Linked DNA regions of Homo sapiens: region 2 is linked to region 1. Evidence: chromatin loops called from intact Hi-C (ENCODE). Cell type or tissue: K562. All regions are shown on one strand. Each heading gives the region's core, and the rest is flanking DNA. Links, peaks and the distances in the headings are about the cores only. Region 1 overlaps TBL1XR1 (TBL1X/Y related 1). Region 2 has its middle 39 kb from the start of LINC02015.

Region 1 (8,344 bases), core at 10-8,009:
CAGACATACTATATAGATTAAATCAGTTTAACCAAGACCCAAAATAAGCCTGTATTTATTTCCTTTGTTTAGTATAAATGTTTATTAATATTCTATATTACTTGTACAATTTAATTGAATTGTTTAAAATACTTCATAGAAATTACTACTTAATGATAAATGGTGATTAATATTTCAGTAAAGAAAATAACCACCCTTGGTTTATCAGCTTCTTAGAATTTTACCTTTGAATTTTGACTAGATATTAATAAAAAGCAAGGCCAACATAAAGAGATTTTTATTAAGTAAGTGCTTTGGTTTTAAGTATTTCAAGTTAAGAGTAAGTAATTGCTGATGGAGACCTATAAACCAGGTAATCATTTGCTAGCTGTTCATTTCTTAAATATTTCATATAGATGAGTTATTACTAAGTGGCAAAGAATTGGTATTTTTAAAGCACTTAATTCATACATAAAATGAGATTTAACCGTTATGATTTTTTAATATTTGAATTTATTTTTATTATTTTAGTTTTCCTAAGTAGTTCCAAAGAGCTCCAAAATACTGAATTTATCAGATGTTTGACAATTTATATGTAGAAATTTAAATACTTCAGATTTTACCTGAGTGCTAGATTGCTTTACAGACATTATTGAATTATAACTACGTAGTAGATAACAATTACATGAAGTAAATGAAGATCATTCAGAATGAATGAATTCCTATTTAAAGCATATTATGTGTACCACTTTTGAGAGATGCTGAATACTTGAACTGGGCTGGGATGAAAGAAAATTTGAAATAAAGTTCCTTAATTCTAGATGTAAAAAATATTAAAATATAATACAGAAATATTAAATGTCCCTTAATCTGTCTTGGCCTGATTTAAATGAAGCAATTTAATTATATGATTTCCAAAGACTTGTTTTACCTTTTACATTTGATGCTTTTTGTTAAGAAAAGTTGTGTACCATGACATTTTAGAAAATTTGAAGCTATATAATCAAGTATTTACTAGAAATTTTAAAGAGTACATTAAGAGAAAAAGAAAGTATGTAAAGGCTGACATGTTTACATGCACACACACGCGCGCGCACACACACACACACACACACACACACACGACCTTCGTCTGGGATTTTAAATGGGTAGGATGGGATTTGAAAAGATGATGGTGATCTTTCTTTCTGTGTCATTTAGCATGTTGCCACTAGGAAAATAAATTCTCATGCCTTTTCTTTTGTTTTTAGGATTTTCTCATTCAGCATTTACCTTTGGTATAGAAAGCCATATCAGTCAGTCCAATATAAATGGTGCCCTCGTCCCACCCGCTGCATTGATTTCTATCATCCAGAAAGGTCTACAGTATGTAGAAGCAGAAGTTAGTATTAATGAGGTAAGGAAGACTTATTTCAAATACTGATTTTTTTCATCTTAAATATGCCGTTAAGTCAGCTGTCTTGCTTGCTTATTCAGTATTCTGACTTTAGCTTCACAGGGTTAACAAAAGTGCAGGCAGTTCATCCCTAATGTGGTAGTCAGGTTGCACCGGCAAGGTGTTGGCGCCTAGTTGTAAGGACCATTATCTGTAGTTTGTTTGCCTTAATCTGTTTGTGTAAGTAAACACTAATAAAGAATTTTTATTAACACAACAGCATTGTGCTGTGGAATGCTAAGATCATAATTATTGGCCTGAAAATTGTAAATTCTCACGTTATTTGAATATACCCAAATTTAAACCAGTTTGTAATTGAAGCCAACTCTGGATGGTACTGCCTATCTAAGGACTACATGTGAGTAGTTTGTTTGGCTTAGGGGTCAGCATACTGTGGCCCATTAGCCAAATGCTCCTCCCTGTTTTTCTCAATAAAGTTTGATTGGAACATAGCCACATGCATTTACATATTGTCCATGGCTACTTATGGCATAATAGTAGTTGAGACAGAGACCTTATGGCCTGCAGAGCCTAAATTAATATTTACTGTCTACTCTTTTACAGAAAAAGGTTGTAAACCCCGGTCTAGTTTAAAATGTTGTTTTTGTTTTTTGTTTTGTTTTGTTTTGTGTGTGACGGAATCTCGCTCTGTTGCCCAGGCTGGAGTGTGGTGGCACAATCTCAGCTCACTGCAACCTCCGCCTCCTGGGTTCAAGCGATTGTCCTGCCTCTGCCTCCTTAGCAGCTGGGATTATAGGCACCCACCACCATGCCCAGCTAATTTTTGAATTTTTGTAGAGACAGGGTTTCCCCATGTTGGCCAGGCTGGTCTTGACTCCTGACCTCAGGTAATCTGCCCACCTCGGCCTCCCAAAGTGCTGGAATTACAGGCATGAGCCACCACGCCCAGCCTAGTTTAAAATTTTTATCTATAGTGAGGAGCTTTTCCCATTACTTCTATTTCAGAGATTAACATGTTCCCCTTTTGCGAGTATTTTTAAACTGAAGTATCTATGATTTCTGTATCAATGATTATTACTAGAATTAGAAATTACATAATATACTAAAATGGATTTGTTTGTTTCCTCAGCTCTTTGAGTGACCATCCAGTAACGCAAAACTAAATTTTTTCTTAAAATGTGTGTAAATTTGACATGGCGCTTATTCCACAGTGTATCTGTGTTGGGTTTAGTATCTTAAAAATTATTTATAAGTTAAAATACTTTCTCCTGTTCCTGAAATATTACATTACAATGGACAGTTTAGAAAGACAGGCTGTGTTTTTGCAGCTCACAGTACCCTGCAATAACACTGTAGATTGTCACTGGTACATGTTTACCAGTTTAAGTGAACCAGACTTCACATATGCATGTTCCCAGCTAATTTGTACTGTTTGTATTTCTGACTTGTTCTGTGTTTGTGTCTCTTCTTGTGCTTACTTGGAGAACTCTTTATTAGGAACTTCCTAATATCAATAAGTAGAGCTTTGGAAATTTTAATAACTCCCTAATATTCAAGAGCACTATAGCCCCATGAAGTCTGTTTCTGCTTTAATATTTGAATCAAATCACAAGAAACTCTTCAGCTCAAAGTTTTTAGTTTTTTAAAAGATGTATTTACTATAATGGGGCACCAGGCCTCTGATCATTATATGAACTATATTCCATATTGTTTGTTGCTTTGACTAACAGAATTTCAGAATCTAATTAATAAGCCTTTTTATCAGCTCGGCCTACATCTTATTATCTCTTTCATTTCAGCTCTATCTGTACAGCTCTATACTGTAATAATAGTATGAATTAAATGAAAAGGAAAATGTAAGCAGTCATTTCCAGTTGCTGCTTGTAGTTTCTTTATTCCCTCCGGACTTCTTATATGAATTCAGAAAGTTCCTAAAAATGTTTTTTTAGGAACGAAGATTTTCATTTCATTTCTGATTTTGTATAAATACAAATAACTTTAAATATTGCCTTTGATTTTTCTTCTCTCACAATTTTCCAAATCCAGGATGGTACCTTGTTTGATGGTCGACCAATAGAGTCTCTGTCCCTGATAGATGCCGTAATGCCTGATGTAGTACAAACAAGACAACAAGCTTATAGAGATAAGCTTGCACAGCAACAGGCAGCAGCTGCTGCAGCTGCCGCAGCTGCAGCCAGCCAACAAGGATCTGCAAAAAATGGAGAAAACACAGCAAATGGGGAGGAGAATGGAGCACATACTATAGCAAGTGAGCTCAGACAAGAATTTTTTTTTAATTACATGGTTTATTTATTTATTTTTTTAAACTTTTAATTCGGGGTACATGTGCAGGTTTGTTATATAGATGAACTCATATCACAGGGGTTTGTTGTACAGACTATTTCATCACCCAGGTACTAAGCCTAGTGCCCAATAGTTATTTTTTCTGATCCTCCTCTTCCTCCCACCCTCCACCCCCCAGGAAGGTCCCAGGAGACAAGAATTTTTAAAAATTTTTTCTCAGAAGAAATGCCCCATCTTCTATGCTGAAATAATTTCATCTGTTAACTTGCACCAACTTGTTTCCCTAACTTGTATCACACAGTTCAATTCAGATTTTTATTCCTAAAGCTCCAAAAAGCTAGATTTACTTTTATTTTCTTTTTAAAATATCTAGAAACCCTTTTCCCATTGTTAAATGAATTTTTACATCTACATTTGATTTCTAAATAAAATTTGTAATACTAGTTATCAACAAATAACCATAGAGCTCTGACATCGAGATAAAAGGCAACTCATGTTATATGAATGATATCAGCAACCCCTACTGGCAGAAACTCAGAATAGTACTGATAGACATTATATTTAATTCAAACCATTTTATCGTTTTATCCATGTTTAGGTCTAATCATTTAAAGTCTCCCATCCCACTCCCACCCCCACCCCTCTAAAAAAAAAGTATGTGGTCAATACTTAATTAAAGATAAGAATTTATTTTCTGTGTGACTAAGACTGTGTAGTCATGTTCAGCTTAACTGGATATAATTGAAAAATGTTACACTGTGTGCGATAAAGGAAGGTATTTGCTAGTTAAGAAATCACCCATCCACCATGTTGTAATACTGCCTAACTGGAAATGCTTACTTGTGTTTCACGATGCAGATAATCATACTGATATGATGGAAGTGGATGGGGATGTTGAAATCCCTCCTAATAAAGCTGTTGTGTTGCGGGGCCATGAATCTGAAGTTTTTATCTGTGCCTGGAACCCTGTTAGTGATCTCCTAGCATCAGGGTATGTTTCTCAAAGTGATACTAAAATGACTTAAAAATATCTTATTGAACATTTTATAAACATATGCATTATTCAGGTTTTCTGTTGTTGCTTAGTTGTGGCCATTTTGTCTCTGTAAATTTTTTATTCCTTCATGAAGTAATTGTAGAATTTTTAATTAAACTTACTATTTCGAGAATGCTTGGGGGTCCCAACGTGTAGAATGGGAAAAATACTGGAAATGAAAATTCGTGATAGTCGTTTTTATTTGCCTTATTAATATTCAGATGTAAATATGTTGCCTTGTTCTGATACGTGAGAATGTCATGAGGATCTAAAATATATTGCATACTTTTATAGGTCTGGAGACTCAACAGCAAGAATATGGAATCTTAGTGAGAACAGCACCAGTGGCTCTACACAGTTAGTACTTAGACATTGTATACGAGAAGGAGGGCAAGATGTTCCAAGCAACAAGGATGTCACATCTCTAGATTGGAATGTGAGTATCACTATATCCATGATGGATATAATTACTAGTATACCTAACCCTCAGAGCCTCATACTCACGGCAGGGTTTGTCTATTTGTTCAGAATTTGGGGTTTTATTAACTAGTAACAACAAACCGGGAGTCGTCCCCTGCCAGCCCTCTCCCCCACTGTGGGACACAGACTTGCCTTAGTCAGACCAAGGTTCAACATCCAGCTCTTCAGTGTATCCCACAGCATATCCTTGGTTAAATTGTTACTTTTTACTCTGTACTTCATTTTCTTTAAATGTCAAGTAGAAGTGTGAAAATGGTACCTAAATATTTGAGATAATAGGTGAAAATTCTTACCATAATAACAAACAACATACTAAATCTATAACAACCGAGTCCTTAGGGGATAAAAGAATTCTGTGTAGCAAAAAACATGTTCTTGTTTTTCTCTGTATTCTGTGAACTGGTAGAACTTTATTACCAATTTCCTTTTAGGGATCATTAGTCTAGACAACGTCTGAATTTTATTCCCACTGTAGGAATCTTGTAATTCTCTGATTCTGTGTATGATTCAACATCTTTCAGGACAACTTGACTACTGTGACTTACAAAAAACTTTGACTTCGTTGTTGATAAATTCTCACCATTATAGTTTTAAATACATCTCTTACCTCGCTCCGCTACCCCCTGCCCCTCCCCCAAAACTCTTAGATTATTTCAGCATTGCAAAGAATATCAAGATAGTTGTTCTTTGCTCAGCAAATGAATGTTCTTTTCTCTTCTGTTTAACAACCCTTTGTGGACTTTCTAAAGGATCTTCCAATTCTTTTCCCCGGGAATGAGATCTATCTTTAAAATGATTATCCCCACTAAAGTTCTCAGTTTCTGTGAAATGTTTTTTCAGAAATCATAGCTAGGTATTTTTAGCATTTTCTTCCAAAATTGCCAGCAGCATATTTACTCTTCCCCTCCATATGACAATTCTAAAAATTCCAAAGGGGTTTAGCACATTGTAGTATTATTTACTTGTAAGATCAAGACAGAATTATTTTCTTAATATGGGCCCTTATTATATTTTAGTTCAGATATCTTACAGCTTTCTTACGCTACCTGGTCCACTGGCCATGTTAATGAAATTTATAGTTTACACTGAAAAGGATGGTTAATGAATATTGGTTTGTTGAGCTTGGTAGTTCTGAACTGCATTTTATAGTTTTGAAAAGTGTGGGCTTTTAAAAAATGTGTTATTCACGGTGAACTTGGAAAACATTATCCTCGATTAATGATTCTTTTCCATGGCTAAAGCAAGAGAGCCTGTGAGATTTCTCATCTTTACAGTATTTTCCTAGTTGAGCAGTTCATGAACTAAAACATTTAGGGACTGATAGTTTAGAGGAAACTTGACATTGTGTAGGATGTGGAAATAAGCTTTTACTGTTGACTTCAACATGGCTCCCCTTCTTCTTGAGACAGAGCCCTAAGGGATGGCCACATCCCAGCAGAATTGAGTCTGCAGTTCCCAGAACCAGCATTTGTTTTTGTTTGTCACTTAGCCATACTGCTAAATGGCTTGAGAGATGTGAAATAGGTGATCTTGTTTTGAATGCCCTTACCAAAAACCATCAATAATATGTCAAGTAATGCAGGATTTCATTCTCCAGTAATGTTTACTGATTCTAGCAATAGTCTGTTTACTATAATCTGTAACTTCTGTGTTTGCATAGAGTAGGTTAGATCTGTCCTTTTATTACACAATTCATCGAGGCAAGGTGCACAGCAAGGGAATATAAGTTGAGAGAAATTTATATGGACTTTTCCTCCTGGTAAAGTAGGCAGTTGTACTTACTTCATTAACTATAAAGTCAGCCTGTGCTCTTTTCTGGCTCTTTTCCTTGTTGATCTTTTTATTGGCAAATATTTCATAGTGGGAAGGGATTAATAATAGAAAGGAACATTCAAGTATTTAAGAATCTGATCATTCGAAACAATGATATTGTTTGGATCATACCCACACACTTCGTTTTAGACAGTAAAGGATTTAGAGGAATGGCCATATAAAACCTTCTAATCATATTTTAAAGTTTTTCTTTTTTACTTCTAATAAATCATTGTAAGACTATGAATTTGATGTTCTTCCCAGTCCACCACTCTACCTTCATTCTTAGTTGTGTGAGTCTGTGAGAATACTTTTGGCATGCATGAGGTGGGGTGATGTAGATCCTGGTCCAGAGCAATCACTGTCAGTTGTTGAACTTTGGATATAAGGCCCCCATACAACATTAGTGTCACACAGTGGAAGGGTTTCATAGGCCTTTAGTGGCACTCACAAGTAGGCAAAACTGACAAGTTTTGAAGCAGAGAATGTCTTCATTCTCTTCTGTACCTGGGATTTAAACATGAAATACTTTAACAACAATTAAATACCGTATCTAGATTATATAATTAAAGAAATGTTTTTCTCTGGCAGAGTGAAGGTACACTTCTAGCAACTGGTTCCTATGATGGGTTTGCCAGAATATGGACTAAAGATGGTAAATGAAGCATTTTCCTTTTTACTTTGTTGTTGATCTAAAGATAGAAAATTTAAAATAATGTTAATGTTTTTCTTTTGCATTTTAGGTAACCTTGCTAGCACCTTAGGGCAGCATAAAGGCCCTATATTTGCATTAAAATGGAATAAGAAAGGAAATTTCATCCTAAGTGCTGGAGTAGACAAGGTAAAAGCTCATTAAGTTCTGTAAAGGCAAATGTATTACAGAGCTTAATTGAAAGCAGTATTTTGTCTTAGCTGCCAATTACATAAACATTCCTATTTGGGAAATTCACATAGGAATTTATGCTAGAAATACTCCTTAGGTCTATCAGCTCATTTCTGAATCTACTTACCAAAATGTCCTTATCCTTTTATCTATGTGAACACTTTTAATTTTACCTGGAATTTGAACCATAAACAATGTCATACGTCCTGCACTTTTTGCTTCCCTTCTACAATTTCTAGTTAGTCTCACCAGTGAATATGGCTCTGGAGTGAATCCATGGGAAATTCTAGAGCTGGTCTGTTAGCCGAACTCCTGGTACTTAATTGAAGCTAATATGAAATGCAGGATCTGTCTAGCCTTCTTTGTCTAAGTCGGCTGGTGAATATAGATGAGTTGGAAATAGGACCTTCTTCCTCCTAAAGGTTTAAGATTATCTTAATCCAGGAAAGGGCAT
Region 2 (8,344 bases), core at 200-8,199, 730 kb before region 1:
AGGAATTATCCCATTTTGCAGCTGAGAAAACAGGTTCAAAGTGGTTAAGCAAGTAAGTAGCAGAGCTGACGAATTTCGGCTTAAGACTGGGCCTCTTCCTCGGCACACCTCTCTGATGAGGTGAGGTTAGGGTTGTTCTATTGCAGAAAAATAACACAGCAGCTGAAAAGTTCAGGGATGAAGCGGGGCAGTCAGCAGAAAGAGAAAGGACACAAGAAACCTGCCCCTCCTCCCTGCTGCCTCATCTCCTTGGTCACAAACAAGCTCTCTTTCTCCTCCTCCCTCTCCCCCAGTCATGAGGGAGATCAGAACAGAGGGGAGAAGTAAAGGAGGTCTGTCAAGACCCTGCCCTGGCCCCCACTAAGAGCCACTATTCAAGTCTGGCCAGATGAACTGTGACTTGCTCCAGGGTCACAGATTTCCAGGGGGCCTCCTTGGCATTCATCCCTAAAAACCTTGCAATTGGGCCTCTCAGGCTTCCAGGGACATGTGGAATGGATTATGTTTCTAATCATAACACTGTCCAAGCTGTCTTCAAATAAGGAACTTGTGAGAGAAACAACCCAAATTAGGAAACCAACGTAGGCACGGCAGGAGTGGCCTTCAACCTCTCCCACACGCTGCCAACATTCTTCTCCTCTTGCCTGATACTGTCATTTAAGCATCCTGCTAACTGACAGAATTTTTCACAAGGCAATCTCTGTTTTTGGAGAACTTGTACCAGGTTTATTTATAATTGTCCTATTTCCAAGCATCAAATTTGTTATTTTCGCTGCTGCTTTTATTATTGGGAAACACTCTCCCCTCACCCAAAGACTCTGGTCCTCTTGAATTTTATTTTCTAGAAAAATCACCAGGCTCCTGAGTCTCAGAATCTCTTACTGAATAATTAGCAGAGTCACCATCAGCTCTGCGGGATTCATAGTGGGTATTTATGCATGCTCACTCTTCACTATCGCCTCTGACTGCAGCTCCAAATCTTTGAATTTGGGATATGAATGATCTGAATGATCCTCCTCCCAGCGGTATCTCATGCACATTCCGTCGTCAACTAGAGACCTGCCTCAGATCCTGCTAGGTGCCTCAAACCCCAAGCTTTACCCTAGTTCCTAATTTATCTCCCACAGCTAAGGTATCTCTTTAACAAAATAAAGACATTTGAGTCAACAATAATAAACAGCCTGGGCTGGGCACAGTGGCGCATGCCTGTAATCCCAGCACTTTGAGAGGCTGGGGTGAATTGCTTGAGCTCAGGAGTTCCAGACCAGCCCAGGCAACATGGCAAACCCTGTCTCAACAAAAAATGCAAAGATTAGCCAGGCGTAGTGGTGAGCATCTGTAGTCCCAGCTACTTCAGAGGTTGAGGTGAGAGGATCACTGGAGCCTGGGAGGTCAAGGCTGCAGTGAGCCGAAATCGTTCCACTGCACTCCAGCCTAGGCAACAGACAAAATTAGAACCATAATTATGATAAACACCTGCCCCCATAGGGCAGGTACTATCATTTTAATTTTCCAGTTAAGGAAACTGAGGCACAGAGCAATTAGCTTGTTAAAGATCCCACAGCTAGTAAAATAGTCAGATTTTGAACTATAATAATCATCACTGGTACACAGATTCTCTCTCTCTCTCTCTCTCTCTCTCTCATTCTTTCACTCCCTTTTTAAAAAGCCTTTTGCTTGTAAATAATTTCAAACTTACAAAAATTGGCAAGAATAAGAATAGTACAAAGAACACTGACATACTATTTACTCAGATTTATCTGTTAATATTTACCCTATTTGCTTTATCATTTGCACTCTCCATCTCATCTCTATCTACATAAATAAAATTTTATATTATACAACACATATTACATAATCTAATAAATAGATATTAAAATACATAAGATATTATATATGATATGTTTTTTCTAAGCCATATGGAAGTTGAATACATCAAGCCCCTTTACCCTTAAATAATTCAATGTGTATTTCCTGAGAGAGATTCTCTTACATAATCACAGCAGAATTATCTAATTCAGGAAACTTAACATTAACATAAAATTTTAATCCAATCTATTTAATCTAGACTATGTCCATAGTCTAATTTTTCCAATTGGCCTAAAAATGTCTTTTATATCATAATTTTTTTCCTCCAGTACAGGATTCAGTGCAGAATCAGGTATTGCACTGGTCATCTTTCTTTAGTCTCCTTTAATCTGGGACATTTCTGCAGCCTTCTTTCTTTCTTTTTTTTTTTCTTTTTTTAATGTCATTGACATTTTAAAAAATACAGGGGAGGTTGAGGTGGGCAGATCAAGAGGTCAGGAGATCGAGACCATCCTGACTAACACAGTGAAACCCCGTCTCTACTAAAAAAAAAATACAAAAAACTAGCCAGGTGTGGTGGTGGGCGCCTGTAGTCCCAGCTACTCAGGAGGCTGAGGCAGGAGAATGGCGTGAACCCGGGAGGCGGAGCTTGCAGTGAGCCGAGATCGAGCCACTGCACTCCAGCCTGGGCAACAAAGCAAGTCTCCGTCTCAAAAAAAAAAAAAAAAAAAAAAAGAATACTGTTCCTTCCTCCTTTTTCTAACAGAAAATATCTAATTTTCAGTTTTTTGAAGTTTCCTTATACTTACATTTATGCTATACATCCAGCCAGAATACCCCACAAGTAATATTGTGTTCTTCTCGTAGTATTATATCCTGGAAGTACAAAATATTTATTTGTGCAGGGCACGATAGCTCACGCCTGCAGTCCCAGCACTTTGGGAAGCCAAGGTGAGTGGATCACCTGAGGTCAGGAGTTAGAGGACACCCTGGCCAACATGGTGAAACTCCATCTGTACTAAAAATATAAAAATTAGTTGGGTGTGGTGGTGCATGCCTGTAATCCCAGCTACTTGAGAGGCTGAGGCAGGAGAATCACTTGAACCCAAGAGGCAGAGATTGTAGTGAGCTGAGATTGTGCCACTGCACTCCAGCCTGGGTGACAGAGTGATACTCCACCTCAAATTAAAAAATTTTTTAAAGCTTATTTGCTTCTTTATTTTGTTTACCTAATCAAGGCATTGTCTGATTTCTACACTGTGTAGATATAATTATTCCCTTGAAACTAATAGGCAATCTGTTGGGAGTCAGTTTAAAAACATAAAAATATCCTGCTCCTCATCAAAATTCTTCCTTAGATTTAATATCCATTGGTAATTTGGCCCTGGACCAATCTTGACTATGACAGCTATAAAATAATAATTTTCTAACTCCAGCAGTTTCTCCACATTTACCAGTCAGCACCTGGCATTCTACAACAAGCAAGAGTCCTCCTTTTTCCTCTGTTTATTCACTTATTTATTTATCTAATTATTAAATAAATTAGTTCAGATTCATGGATTCCTGTTTTCTTCAGTGGTTTATGGTCATACTGTCCTTATATATTTTGGTATTTAAATTGTTTCAGTTTTGGGCAACAGGAGCCACTTCCTGCCAGCTCTTTTCCTGTGACATGCCCTCAGCATTTTTTTTAACACTTCCCTTCTCATCGACATAACAAGATGTTTCATTAGCTTCTAGAACTTTCCCTGTCCCAGGCCTACATTTAGTCACTTCTCTGAGGAGAAGAGCCCTTGTTCTTTCAGTAGAGAATGGTATTAGAGGACAAAATCTGAGTACTAGGTGTGCTCATTGCTACTAGACTTTTTTTTTCTTCTAGGTCTTTTCAGCAGCTAGAGTTGGGAAATAGATGCATGTATATATGTATGTACACAAATATACATATACACTTACAATATGCATATGCACATATGTATACACACATACACACATTTACCTGAGCACACCTGCATGTATATACACATACATTTATTTTAGAAATGAGTTCATACCAATGCTTCCAATTTAGAGCACACTCTCTTAACCACTATGTAATCATTTTGTATGTGCTTCCACAATGGCTGAATTAAAGATGAAAGATAGAATCCAAAGTGACTCAGAGAATTTCCTCTGTTCTATTTATGATCACTACAATTCCTGCTGAAAATTTCTGCCCCCTTTTTGGGAAGCAACACTGTGTGTCCTTGAAGATTCAATTTTGTCTTTGTTCATGTCTGAGCTCCTTCTCCTTGCAAGACTGTGACGGGAGTTGAGAGGACAGAGCCTGAATTTCTCCTAGAATTTAGAGTTTGTGACGACCAACTATTTAAAATATTCTTTGGTAATCTACATAAATTACCCCAAGTCCTAAGACAGCAGGTAGTCTGTCCACCAAAGGTATAAGCTGGTACTGGGAGGTTGATGAAAACCAAAGGCATGTAGGCAAAGTCTCTTTCAGGTTAGAATGTAAGAATGGTGGTAGCAAAGGAAGATGGAGTCCCCTATATCTTTAGGTGCTAGAATGTGGGGGAAGATGCAGTCCCCAGAGATGGACACAAGGTGGCTCAGTGAACCTGTTCCCTGGTGCTCCACATCTCCCTAGAAGGAAAAAGATAACTATGTTCAGCAGCAGGCAGTCATTGGACATTATGGCAGCTGCCCAGCCAATCCTTGCAAGCTCAGCAAGACAACCTAGAGTGAATGCAACCAACCGGCCTAAAGGGTGATGACCCTAGTCCCATGGACCATACCTGGGTGCAACACAAGCCTTCAGGGGAGTCACATTGACTGGTACACATTGGTTTGAGCTTTTCTTTATGGCAGTTGTGTTGAGGCAGGAGTATGTCATGACTTTGGAACAAGAGACCTGAGCTCTAGTCCTAGCTCTGCTGATAAATATGTGGTCTTGCATCACGGTATCATATACAAGATATGACCTCTCTGAGCATCAGATACTTTATTTATAAAATGAAAAGAGTGCAAGATTGTTACATGAATTTGATATAATAAATGTAAAGCCCATGCATATAGTTAAGTCTTAGATAAATGTAGACTTTGTTAAGAACAATATAAAAGGTCATAATATGTAATATATGCTAAATCCTTAGATATGTCCCCAAGTAAAATAGTCTAGACTGCTTTATAGAAGGCCTTAGAGTCTGATATCAGGAGAGAACTGAACTGGACCAAATACACAACCATTCTTTTTAGATGATTTCTTGGTGTGGATTGGCAACAGCTAACAAGACTGTTTCCTATGTCCATTAGCCAGAATTTTATAGCAATGTAATGGTTTGGATTCCTGTTTTTTGAGATTGAAGTTTTAGCTGCTTTTGTAACTGAAAACATACCCACTCTTGGTCCACTGTTATGCTAAGAACACCTGAAATATTGTATTTTCTTTGGAACTTAAGTTGCCAGATACGGTGCGGTCAAGGGCTGAAACTAAATACAAGCAGCCCCTTGCTGAAATATGCTCTGAGTGGGTCTGCTGCTGTCACAAGCAGCGTTTCTCCCTCAAAGAGTTGGCATTCCTCCAGTTTTCCCTGCCCGTGATCACACATCCACAAACCAGCCAGCATGGCTAGTTCCTCCTACCATTTCATGATTGCTGACAGGTAGAATGTGGCTTTTGTTCTTTTCCTACTCGGGAACTCAAATACCAGAGCTGCTGACAGATGATGTTGTGGCAGATTCATTTTGGAACACCACATTTCTTAGCAATGTGTCACAGGAGGAGAATGTCTCAAGCCTACAGCCTCAAAACCCCTCTGCTCTGGAAGTACCATTGCCCCAACCCAGATACCTTCTCAGGTGACACAGGGCGAGTACATGCCTCACCTTGCTGTAAGGAGATGGGAATGGAAGAAACTATGAATGGTAGAGTGCAAGTCCCTCCTAAAAGCATTGACATTGGGTTATTTTTTAAACATTGTACCGGCCAAAACAAGTGAGTCAACGTATTTGTGACTCCTACCCGATGCTTGCCCTTTGCAGAGCTTGACATAAGGAAGACATGTTAGGGAAGCCAAAGATAAATCCAACTCTTGGCTCTGCTATCAGCAGGCTCTGAGACCTACAGCAGTCACTCGACATCTCTGGGCCCAGTTTCTTCTTTAGTAAGATGAGGACAGGAAGCCTCAGGTGGACATGCAGGTCCTCTACCATCTTGTGAGTCTCGGACTCCAGATTGGTGGCAACCTACCTTTCTAGTCTAAGCTCCTGTCTGCTGGCCAACAGAGGTTTAGGGAGACCAGAAGCTAATACAATTTATGATGCCCTCTGTATGAAAAATTATAAAAAGTAAGTCAATAGTGAATATTTATTCAGAATGAGAAAAGAAAAATGCAAAAATATCAGCTTTAAAAAGCCAACAAATACCAGAAATATCACAAAACCCAGAAACAAATAACAGATTTGTATGAATTGGTATCGATAACATAAGATTTGTACTGATGTTCTAACAAGTCTCCCTAAATGCCTGTATTCTACATTTTTGGCTGCAGAGTCTGTTTCTTTTTATGACAAAATTCTGTAATATCCTTTCCTACAGAGAAACTAGAAAGATCATTCCATTTTTCCTGTAACATGGTTAATCAAAATTTGTTTATTATTAATGATAATTGAGAGAATTTCTTTCAGCTTCACAACCTATTATTGACAATATCATGTACATGTTTAGTATTACCAAATTGGGGAAGCTCCTCTACCAAGTGTCTTTCATATATGAGCTGTAAGATTGCAGCCATTCATGTTTCCCTGAGCAGAGACTAATCTGAAATACTCTTGAAATTGATGATACTCATTAATTAGGGCCTTGGGAAGGCATCTACTTTTACCACCTCACACTAGGTACCCCGCAGCCCCACCTTCATGCACACTGAACGTCTCACCTGTTCCTAACACACGACAACCTTCTACAGCTCTGTGGCTTTGCAGATGCTGATCCCTCACTGAATTGCCTTTCCTTTCTCCTCCCCCATACCCTTTCTCCAGGGTTCAAGCAGATTCAGTCACCATTCCTCTGCACTGTCCCTGCCTGGTACTCATAAGACTAGTAGAGAACCCTTCCTTTAGTGTTGTAATTCTGTTTGTCTACCTTCCCCACTAGACTTAGATTCCCTTAATTAAGGGAAGGCAATGATTCTCTCCATCTGTCTAGCACCAGGAATAGGACAGAAAAAGATGCTTGATAAGTGTATCACAAATAGAAATTCCTCAACAACACAGATGCAAGAAGTGCCACAATTCTTTACCTTTCTATAAGAAACCTTACTCTCCTCTAAGTTCTCTATTGTCAATCGATGATTTTTAAAAAACACACAGCATTAGTGATTTATTGGGGCATCTTTTTCCTCCCTTGGACTCAGGCAGTTCATGAAAATGGGGGCTCGCCCTAAGGCCACTAGTCAGCATTAGTTATCCTGGACACCGTTTCTCCTTCTGCCACTCTAGGAGGGTGATGGAATTGTAGTCCTCTCCTCTCACCTCTAGCCTGGCCCTCAGGGATCCCTTTCCCTGATTTCAAAATGGCAGCACTGGGGACAACCACTTAAATCACCTAGGTGGCTATCTTCCTTCCAAAGTGCAATCATCTTTAGGAGGTGCAAATGTGAGCAGGCAGCAGGTCTGTACCAACTGCAGGACATTTCAGGCTCACTTCCTTCAAGGCCCTAGATATCTTCCCAAAAGGACCGAGTAAAGAAGTCATCAAACTTGTGTATCGCCACCAGCCTCAGAGAAAAAAAGGAAAGGAAGGAAGGAAGGAAAGGAGGGAGGGAGGGGGAAAGGAGGAAGGGAGGGGGAAAGGAGGAAGGAAGGAAAGAGGGAGGGAAGGAAGGAAGGAGAGGAATGGAGGGATAAAGAAAGAGTGGGGAAGAGCAAGAGGGAAGAGGAAGAGAGGGGAAGATAAGACTGTCTTGGGGAAAGAAGTGCAGAAATTCATAACATTGAAGTCTGGTTGCCCTCCCTCTATGGATGAAAGATGCGATTACTTCTTCATCCATTTTCTGATGAGTCTGCTCAAGCAAGAAAGTACTAATACTAATAACAATATAAGGCACAGGTTAATTTCTACATTAACTTATTAATGCATCGACCTGCCACAAATGTTTATTGAAGAATCAATCAATGAATGAGTTTTCATAGTTCATTATCATGAGTCTGTTTTTGTTTTAATGACATAAATATCATTTTAGGAAAAATAAAACAATGTCCTTCTCTTCACACGTACATAATTGCACAGATAAGAATAATGATTCAAAGCCATTTTTTTCCTGCACTGGGAAAACAGAGCAGACTTGTTCATTTCTGCTACAATGATGAAGTTTCCTCCCCTGCTTCAGAAAACAACTTTAAGTATACTGTGTATTTTATAGAAAGTGGTTAAGGCTGATGAACTTGCATTCGACTCCTACTGGCTAACCTCAAACAATCTTATACAAGGAAAAACAAAATAAAACAAAACTGTTTTCTTCTTAATCAGACAGAGCCCCTT

The links. A loop is a pair of places that touch in the nucleus more often than their neighbours do. Peaks named below come from ENCODE experiments on the same cell type or tissue, not always from the same donor. Only the 100,000 strongest peaks of a DNase experiment are listed, where the experiment ranks them.
Region 2: it touches region 1 in a loop (2.3-fold over the local background); 38 of 110 quality-filtered maps call a loop at or near these places.

Annotation. Positions count from the first base shown.
Region 1 is chr3:177,046,804-177,055,147 of GRCh38, reverse strand. It overlaps TBL1XR1 (TBL1X/Y related 1), which reads left to right. Exons shown (of 16, transcript NM_024665.7): 4 at 1,230-1,375; 5 at 3,422-3,644; 6 at 4,538-4,670; 7 at 5,010-5,151; 8 at 7,599-7,662; 9 at 7,751-7,848. It overlaps TBL1XR1-AS1 (TBL1XR1 antisense RNA 1), which reads right to left. Exons shown (of 4, transcript NR_174966.1): 4 at 7,225-7,514. Among named protein-coding and RNA genes, the nearest start is that of TBL1XR1-AS1, 14 kb to the right of the region's middle. In K562, for the core only: a CTCF peak has its summit at 4,191 (motif pointing left); no DNase peak of the experiment used is centred there.
Region 2 is chr3:177,774,004-177,782,347 of GRCh38, reverse strand. No RefSeq gene overlaps it. Among named protein-coding and RNA genes, the nearest start is that of LINC02015, 39 kb to the left of the region's middle. In K562, for the core only: a CTCF peak has its summit at 4,396 (motif pointing right); a DNase peak (open chromatin) is centred at 4,417.